Linked DNA regions of Homo sapiens: region 2 is linked to region 1. Evidence: chromatin loops called from intact Hi-C (ENCODE). Cell type or tissue: GM12878. All regions are shown on one strand. Links, peaks and the distances in the headings refer to the core of each region. The heading gives the core; the rest is flanking DNA. Region 1 holds the start of LINC02773 (long intergenic non-protein coding RNA 2773). Region 2 overlaps NSL1 (NSL1 component of MIS12 kinetochore complex).

What was found. Peaks named below come from ENCODE experiments on the same cell type or tissue, not always from the same donor. Only the 100,000 strongest peaks of a DNase experiment are listed, where the experiment ranks them.
Region 2: it touches region 1 in a loop (7-fold over the local background); 14 of 110 quality-filtered maps call a loop at or near these places.

Annotation. Positions count from the first base shown.
Region 1 is chr1:212,661,689-212,669,092 of GRCh38, forward strand. LINC02773 (long intergenic non-protein coding RNA 2773) reads right to left here and starts at 3,957. Exons shown (of 4, transcript NR_183483.1): 1 at 3,631-3,957; 2 at 2,899-2,999. RefSeq lists silencers at 3,712-4,021, 5,577-5,796. In GM12878, for the core only: a CTCF peak has its summit at 3,730 (motif pointing right); no DNase peak of the experiment used is centred there; H3K4me3 peaks cover 685 bases; H3K27ac peaks cover 206 bases.
Region 2 is chr1:212,758,842-212,761,341 of GRCh38, forward strand. All of the region lies in intron 4 of NSL1 (NSL1 component of MIS12 kinetochore complex), which reads right to left. Among named protein-coding and RNA genes, the nearest start is that of NSL1, 32 kb to the right of the region's middle. RefSeq lists enhancers at 563-1,412, 1,413-2,261. In GM12878, for the core only: a CTCF peak has its summit at 1,504 (motif pointing left); no DNase peak of the experiment used is centred there.

The DNA.
Region 1 (7,404 bases), core at 2,374-4,873:
ATCATCCTGATACCAAAGCCTGGCAGAGACACAACAACAAAAGAGAATTTTAGACCAATATCCCTGATGAACATCGATGCAAAAATCCTCAGTAAAACACTGGCAAACCGAATCCAGCAACACATCAAAAACTTATCCACCATGATCAAGTGGGCTTCATCCCTGGGATGCAAGGCTGGTTCAACATATGCAAATCAATAAACATAATCCAGCATATAAACAGAACCAATGACAAAAACCATATGAGTATCTCAATAGATGCAGAAAAGGCCTTTGACAAAATTCAACAACCCTTCATGCTAAAAACTCTCAATAAATTAGGTATTGATGGGACGTATCTCAAAACAATAAGAGCTATCTATGACAGACCCACAGCCAATATCATACTGAATGGGCAAAAACTGGAAGGATTCCCTTTGAAAACTGGCACAAGAGAGGGATGCCCTCTCTCACCACTCCTATTCAACATAGTGTTGGAAGTTCTGGCCAGGGCAATCAGGCAGGAGAAGGAAATAAAGGGTATTCAATGAGGAAAAGAGGAAGTCAAATTGTCCCTGTTTGCAGATGACATGATTGTATATCTGGAAAACCCTATTGTCTCAGCCCAAAATCTCCTTAATCTGATAGGCAACTTCAGCAACGTCTCAGGATACAAAATCAATGTGCAAAAATCACAAGCATTCTTATACACCAAAAACAGACAAACAGAGAGCCAAATCATGAGTGAATTCCCATTCACAACTGCTTCAAAGAGAATAAAATATCTAGGAATCCAACTTACAAGGGATGTGAAGGACCTCTTTAAGGAGAACTACAAACCACTCCTCAATGAAATAAAAAAGGATACAAACAAATGGAAGAACATTCCATGCTCATCAGTAGGAAGAATCAATATCATGAAAATGGCCATACTGCCCAAGGTAATTTATAGATTCAATGCCATCCCCATCAAGCTACCAATGACTTTCTTCACAGAATTGGAAAAAACTACTTTAAAGTTCATATGGAACCAAAAAAAAGCCCGCATTGCCAAGTCAATCCTAAGCCAAAAGAACAAAGCTGGAGACATCACGCTACCTGACTTCAAACTATACTACAAGGCTACAGTAACCAAAACAGCATGGTACTGGTACCAAAACAGAGATATAGATCAATGGAACAGAACAGAGCCCTCAGAAATAATGCTGCATATCTACAACCATCTGATCTTTGACAAACCTGACAAAAACAAGAAACGGGGAAACGATTCCCTATTTAACAAATGATGCTGGCAAAACTGGCTAGCCATATATAGAAAGCTGAAACTGGATCCCTTCCTTATACCTTATACAAAAATTAATTCAAGATGGATTAAAGACTTAAATGTTAGACCTAAAACCGTAAAAACCCTAGAAGAAAACCTAGGCAATACCATTCAGGACATAGGCGTGGGCAAAGACTTCATGTCTAAAACACCAAAAGCAATAGCAACAAAAGCCAAAATTGACAAATGGGATCTAATTAAACTAAAGAGCTTCTGCACAGCAAAAGAAACTACCATCAGAGTGAACAGGCAACCTACAGAATGGGAGAAAATTTTTGCAATCTACTCATCTGACAAAGGGCGAATATCCAGAATCTACAACGAACTCACACAAATTTACAAGAAAAAAACAACCCCATCAAAAAGTGGGTGAAGGATATGAATAGACACTTCTCAAAAGAAGACATTTATGCAGCCAACAGACACATGAAAAAATGCTCATCATCACTGGCCATCAGAGAAATGCAAATCAAAACCACAGTGAGATACCATCTCACACCAGTTAGAATGGCGATCATTAAAAAGTCAGGAAACAACAGGTGCTGGAGAGGATGTGGAGAAATAGGAACACTTACACTGTTGGTGGGACTGTAAACTAGTTCAACCATCGTGGAAGTCAGTGTGGCAATTCCTCAGGGATCTAGAACTAGAAATACCATTTGACCCAGCCATCCCATTACTGGGTATATACCCAAAGGATTATAAATCATGCTGCTATAAAGACACATGCACACGTATGTTTATTGCGGCACTATTCACAATAGCAAAGACTTGGAACCAACCCAAATGTCCAACAATAACAGAATGGATTAAGAAAATGTGGCACATATACACCATGGAATACTATGCAGCCATAAAAAAATGATGAGTTCATGTCCTTTGTAGGGACATGGATGAAGCTGGAAACCATCATTCTCAGCAAACTATCGCAAGGACAAAAAACCAAACACCGCATGTTCTCACTCATAGGTGGGAATTGAACAATGAGAACACGTGGACACAGGAAGGGGAACATCACACACTGGGGCCTATTGTGGGGTGGGGGGAGGGGGGAGGGATAGCATTTGGAGATATACCTAATGTTAAATGATGAGTTACTGGGTGCAACAAACCAACATGGCACATGTATACATATGTAACAAACCTGCACGTTGTGCACGTGTACCCTAAAACTTAAAGTATAATAAAAAAATTCATTGCAGATCTAGTATGTGCCAGATTAGTCCTTCTCAAAGCCTGGTTCCTGGACAGATTGCACCAACATCCCCCGAGATGCAAATTAGAAGTGCAAATAAATTATTGAGCCACACCACGGTCCTACAGCTTGAGAAACTTGAGGTGGGGCCCAGCAACTCATATTTTAATAAATCCTCAGGTGATGCTGATGCACACTAAAACCACCGTGCTAAGTGTTTTACATTAATAATCTCATTCAATTCCATACAAGCCTAAAGAGGTGGGAAGTATAATAATATCCCTGATTTACAGATGACAAACATGGGGTTTGGAGAGGTTAGTGGCCTGCTCCAGGTCCTCACCTGGTAAGGGAGCCCCAGGTCTGTGTAACCCACACCACTGCCCTCTCCCCTCACTACCTTGATGCCTCCCAGAAGTGAGATGCTTTTGTTCCAAGAGGGCTTCCTGTAGGCAGATGTGGGAGCAGGAGTCACTGGTGACACTGGAGCATTCTCCTGGGCTGATGGGTAGAATAGACAGCTATTTTTACTAGGTTTGCAAGACCAGCTGGATTGTTATCATCTATGAAACTAGGCAAACATCTAGCACTAGGACTGTCCCATTCTCGGGCTGGAGCTAAGAAGACATCGCTACTAGTTTGCAATATTCCCAGGGCACCTACCATCTGCTAAGCATGAGCTTCCGCAACATTGAGACCTGTTGTAACCACTGACAATGATGTCGCCTTCAAGGATGGATTAAGTTCCTACTACTTGAAGGCACTGTGCTAGAGGCTTTACAATATATTCTTCTCCTGGTGTTATTATGCCCTTTAACAGATAAAACCGTTGAGGCTCAGAGAGACGCGGGGACAACAGCTCTTACGCAACGGGGCAGGGTTCTGGCCTGCATACTCTAAGGATGATTTCTTCCATTATGCTATCGTTTGAGAAGACAGGAGGGAGTAGGGGAGAACGGTGGGGGCTCCCAGCAAAAGGACAAGACCCTCAGGGCCTGGGGTAGAACTGGAAGCCCACTCTTGACAATCAGTCCTTACCCAGGAGCACAGAGTCAGGGAAATCTGGTCCCAGCACCCATGCCCCCTTCCCCTCCTGGCTCCCTGACGCAGGAGAAAGCCCCCTGGGACTCACTGCGGGCCGGCGGGCACCTGTCACTGATGGGAAGAGCTCCTGTTTCCTTGCCTTGTGCCAAGAGGGCCCAAGGCAGACCTGCCAGCAGCCACGAGATGGCGCTGCGATCCAGGCGACTCCGGGCCCTGCAGCCACCCTCCCCGAGGCTGCCCCGCGGAGGACCCAAGCGGTCGTGGAGGACGCTCTCCCACTCCCCAGCTTCCCTCTTCCCTCCCTCCTCCTTCCTCGCCCCCTGGCCCTGCGAAGAGTGGAGGCCGCATCAGGGAGCCCTAGGCCCAAGGGCGGGCTAGGACTCCCCAGTGACTCCCAGGCAGCCCGGGGACAGCTGCTTCTCCCCTCCCCTGCCCTCCCTTCCTCTTTCCCTGGGCTCCTCCCCAGCCGGGCCAGCCAGTCCTGGGCCACTGCGCTCCCACAGCACAACTGAAGCAGGATCGCAACTCGCAGACTTAACGACTGCACAACTAAACATCAAAAATGAACTCTTCGTTAGAAGACATCCCTCTGCTTGAAAACGTAGCCGTCGAAGTTCCCTCTATGTGTCAAAAATAAGTTATGCGTAGGAGCCAGAGTCCCGTGCCTGGTGTCACCTCTCTTTCCCAAAATCCTCTCCCATCAAGAAAACCATGCATGTGCGTGGGTCCGCGCGCGCGCACTTGGAGAGGTAGAATTTTGAGTTGAAAATCTGAATCTACCATGAAAAATTGTGTGACACCAAGCAAGTGTTTTAAGACTCTTTGAGCCTCAATTTTCTCATCCATAAAGTGGAAATAATACCAGTAATCACTTCATGGGCTGTTGGAAAAATTAAATACATCTAAACCATTTACAGGTGCTTTAACACATAGTAAGTACTCAGTAAATATTATTTCTTTTCCTCTGACACTTATGGTGTGTGTCCATCATTTGGCATTCAATGCAGGCAGCCTTGCGTTTTTGGCTAATTTCTCCTATAGGACATCCCACCCCCAAGGGCCGTGTCTTGCATATCTGTATGTTCAGGAGCACCCAGCACAGACTCTCGCCTGGTGCATAGTAATTAGAGTGGGCCATAGTGACCACCAAAAACCACCGCCTCTGGCTTCAATTCTGCCTCCCTCCTGTCTTCTCTCAGGTGCTGGCTTCATGCACAACCCTGCTAGCGCAGCTACCTAGTGTCCTCTCCTCCACTTCTCTGCTTTGGGGCGGGTGGTGCCCAGCTTTCAGTGGTGAGACCTGTAGCCTTTTGCTCTCTGCTAGGCCAGGGAGCCCCTTCTGAGAGGGTAAGGGGGGCCAGGGTGGAAGGGGCATGGTTCTTGTTTTGTGTCCTGGAGAGAGTGTGCTCCATATAAAGCCTGCTTGAGCAGAGGAGAAGAAGCCGGCCCCGGCACCTTAGCCTTGACCCAGGTTCGTATGGTGTGGAGCCCTTGCTTCTGCTGTGATCGGGCCCAAAAGGTTAACAAGTCAGTTTGTAGAGGTCTGTGTCTGGGAGTTCTTTGGGGTTTTTATTTGTGTCTTTCCTGACTTTTCTATCTCTGAGAGTCAAGTCTTTCTTCCACATCTCTGTCTTGCACTGCAGTTCCCCAGTGCGCAATCATTCCATGTGTGTTGACGGACTGCAGGGCACATTGGCTCTGAAGGCTTTACCAAGCTGGCTCTCAGTCATATATATATTTTTTTAATTTTTGAGACAGGGTCTCACTCTGTTGCCCAGGCTGGAGTGCAGTGGCACAATCATGGCTCATAGCAGGCTCGAACTCTGGGGTTCAAGCGATCCTCCCACCTCAGTCTTCTGAGTAGTTGGGACTACAGGTGCCTGCCACCACACCTGGCTAATTTTTATTTTATATTTTAGAGATGGGGATCTCATCATGTTGCCTGGAGCTGATCTCAAACTCCTGTGCTCAATCAATCCTCCCTCCTAGGCCTCCCAAAGCGCTGGGATTGCAGGAGTGAGCCAACAAACCTGGCCTCAATCAGGTCTTTAACCGTCCAATTTATTCAATTCTGCCAGAGGGCCCCCTGCTGAAGCTGTTCACAGATTGCTCTGATATCATTAAAAAGCTAACCACATATGCAAATGAAGTGTTGGAGGTGTGAGGGTGGCTTGGGGTAGACAGTGCTTCTGGTTCATCTAGGAAGGCTTCCTGGTGGGGGAAGGGGAGGGGCTGAAGTTGTCATTGAAAAGGATGGAGTTTGATACAATGAGGGGGGTGGTGTGGTTTTAGGCCATAACCCTCCCTTTCCTGGGGCAGGTCCTCACATGAGTCATTCCAGAGTTCCCTTGCTGGTCAGTGGGAACATTCTAGTGTGTGACATCTCCCTGGCAACAAGCTGAGTTCCTGGAAAACAACAATCACAGAGAGACAGTCCACCACCTCTACCCTCTTAACTCTTCCTTAGAAATCCTACTGTCTGCAGCTGGGAATGAATGGAATGAAGGTCAAGGATGAAGTAATAACCAAATATTGGGTTTTGGGTGCCCTGGTAACTGTCCGGTTTCCAGTTAGGGTTCCTGGGTGACATCTTCCTTCTGGGGGAAGACAGAGTCAAATGAGAAACGTGAGTTGAGCCCAGGGGAAAGGATCATCCGGGAGATGCCTGAGGGGCTCCAGGGCATCGTAATCTCTTGCTCAGCTGGCAGAGTGGGGCTGACACGGCCAGCTGCTCTCTGGAGTCCTCGGCCTTCCTGTTTCCCCCTGAGGACTTTGAGTGGGGAATCTAAACCATATGTCTCTGATTCATTTACTGTGAACTCATCAAGTTGCTGTTTGGCAAGAGTCCTTGGATGTCTCGGAAGAGCTTTTGGTTTGGTTTCATTTGTTCTTTCTAGTGCTTTTCCTTTGAAATAGGAAGTTTATGTTTGCCAAAAATAAGTTGAAAAGCTAGATTTGATATTGGATCAGAGCATAAAAAGAAATCAAGAAGATATTATCCTTTGTGTTTCCCTATTTTTAACTTCGCAATGCAGGCAAGTCATAGCTGACATTTAATTCTGCGAATTGGGTGCTATCATTATCCCCATTTTACAAATGAGAAAACTAAAGCCTAGAGTGGTTAAGTAAATTGCCCAAGTCCACATAGCTAGTAAAGTGGCAGCTTTATATACGTGCACAGTAGCATCACCAAGGGCCTATCTTGCTTTTAGGGGCCTATGTAAATATTTTAATTTCTTTTAAAATCAGAAAAAATGAACTTGATGTTGAAAGAGAATTTAATGTATTTGTCTTTCTACCAACACAGTCATATAAAGTTTAACCCTTTCAGAAGCAGCACCATCTTGAGTACCAGGGAGAATGAGAGAGAGAATGGAAGGAGCAGTGGTTGGGTGTCCACTGTGCTCGGCGGGGCTGACCACTGTGTGAAAGTGGCCCAGATGCCACGTCAGCCCCCTCACTGAGGGGACTAAGCCCACACCCTAAGATAGAGAAGACTGTATTTAATAAAGTGCCACTGGGCTTTGACTAGGTAGATCACACGAGGCTTCACGAAGGAGCTGGGATTTGAGAAGAGGGTTAAACATGAAAGGATGGGAAAGTAGAGACAATTTGAGGAATGGAGAATTCCCTGTATGGGGGGAGACTGGGGGTAGCTGATGTAGAGGTTGTGTTAATTATTAGTTAAAACTCGGTTTCTAAACTACTTTTGAATTGTATTTTGTTTGTATTTCACTTTGAAGATCTGCATCTAGCTGTTATTTGTTTTCATTCTGTCAGTGATAATTAAAGCTCAATTGTTACTTAAACTCACAAATGATTATCTTCTGTAATAGAAAGGTAAACAGGACTTTTGTTTTTG
Region 2 (2,500 bases), core at 1-2,500, 95 kb after region 1:
GAAGAACAAGGTTGGAAGACTCATACTTTCTGATTTCAAAATTTCTTACAAAGCTATAATAATCAAGACAGTGTAGTAGTGGCCTAAGGACAGACAAAGATCAATGAAACAGAATTGAGAGTTCAGAAAGAAATCTACATATTACAGTCAACTGATTTCTGACACAGATTCCAACACCATTCAAGCATTTTCAACAAATGGTGCTTAAAACAACTGGATATATACATACAAAAGAATGAAGGTGGAAAACTCTTAGGAGAAAGGCAAGCATAAATCTTTATACTTTTATATTAGACAACAGTTTCTAAAATATAAAACTAAAACCAAAGCAACCAAAGGAAAAAAAAATAGGTAAATTAGATTTTGCCAAATTTAAAATTTCTGTGCTTCAAAGAACATCATCAAGAAAGTGAGATGGGGAGGGGGCTTCAAGATGGCTGACTAGGGGCACCTGGCACCTGCCTCCTCCACAAAGAAGGACTAAACAGTGGGTAGATAATCACATGTCAAAGACAGCATCCAAGAAAAAACAGTGGAATTCAGCAGAACAGTGACAGGGAACAACTGAGGCATGGGAAGAAAGGGAAGCAGGGAAAATGTAAATGAGAGATCCCACATTTCTACTGCAGAATCCTGCAGTACTAACCACAGGAGAGCCCCTTGGCCCCTGCAGGCCCTAAGACTAGTATAGGGAGCTGTCTGGAGTCCATACAACATTAATTCCAGAGAGATAGCACTGGGTACCTCACATACCCCCAAGGCCCAAGACACCGCAGCATAGCACCATTTTGAGAATTCAACCCCCACCAGACTGTATCCTTCCCTAGGGCCCAAAAGCCCCTACATCTCCACATCCCTGGAGCCTTGCTGACATCCCCACTGCATCCACCTGGAGAGCTGCAGTGGCACAACACTGACTGAACCCAATAGTAAAACCAGGTCCCCGGCACTCTAGCCTACACAGTGTCCTACACCCCAAGGAACCAGCAGTGCAGTGCACCAGGGAGGCTGCCCGTGGGACAGAGGGAGCTGAAGCGCACACTCCTCAGAGCCTGAGAGCCATTTCCCTGGGGCCACCCAGCAGCAAGGCTACTGCGCACTGGCATGTGCCTTTAGTGTGCCTAGGGACAGGCCCACCCAGATGCTGTCCTGGGATCCTGATAATCACCCTGCCCTATCTGTCATGGTGGGTGTGTGAGCACATCAAGACAACAGACCACCAAGACAACAGACCATCGCCAGTGCCCAATCATACTGTCCAGGGCCTGGGGATTGACCTGCCCCGCCAGCTGCTTCTGGGGCACACACACACACACACCATAAGGGAGCTTAACAGCAGGTCCAGCCTGTGGGCCACTGGTACCTGAGCACACTAACCAAGGGCAAAGGGATAGCCCTGCCCTGCCCACCACAACTTTAGGCACACCATCAGGAGGCTAAGATCAGGCCCACCCTGCTCTGCACCACTCTACCACACCAGTGTCTGAGAGCGCCATCTAGGGGCCCAGGAATAGCCTCATTCTGTCTGTTGCTGTGGGCAGGTGCACACACTCAGCCATCAAGGGGCCTGATAACAGGCCCAGCCAACATACTGCGGGTGCCTGAGCATACCGTTTGAGGTCCTGAGGTTCACCCCACTGGCCACTACTGCCGGCATCCACACACTCCTCCCCAGGGCTTGAGGACGGGCCTGACTAGCCTATCATCACCACCACCATCACCGCCAGGACCCCCCTAAATGTGCTCTGGGGGGACTGGCCAGCCCAGTCCATTGCCACCACCACTGCCGCCTGTGCTTGCTGCCTGGGGGCCTGACGGTTGACCCGCCACTGCTACTGCCATCACCAACACCACGCATACTGCCCAGGGACTCATGAAACCACCTGCCTGCCCATCCCATTGCTGTCACTGCTGGTACCTGAGCAAGCCACCTGGAGGCCCAAGAATTGGTCTGCCTGGACCTGATAACACTAGTATCTGTGTACACTGCCAAGGGAACCAAAAATGGATGTATTTGGCATGCCATCACCACCAGTGGGGCCCAAGAACAGGCCTGCCTGGAGTCCCCATCCCAAGTAAAGACCTATCATACCCTCTAGTACCAACCATAGCGTAAGTCACTAAGGAACTCACAAACATCACTGACACTGATTACACCCAAAGAAATCATGCAGAGACTATACTATTGCACACACCCGGAATCAAAGCTAAAGCACCCTACCCAATCAATATTATAGATACAACTACAGGCAAAAGTCTTTTCCTATGAAAGCCAATCTAAAAATCTGAAAGAAGTAACTGTTTCACCAAATGTGCAGGTATCAACTTAAAGACATAAGAAACATGAAAAAGCAAGGAAACATGACACTTCCAAAACAACTATGATAATTCTCCAGCAAAAGATTCCAGTGAAAAAGAAATCTATAGGACAGGCATTGTGGCTCACCCCTGTAATCCTAGCATTTTGGGAGGCTAAGGTGTGTGCATCACCTGAACCTTG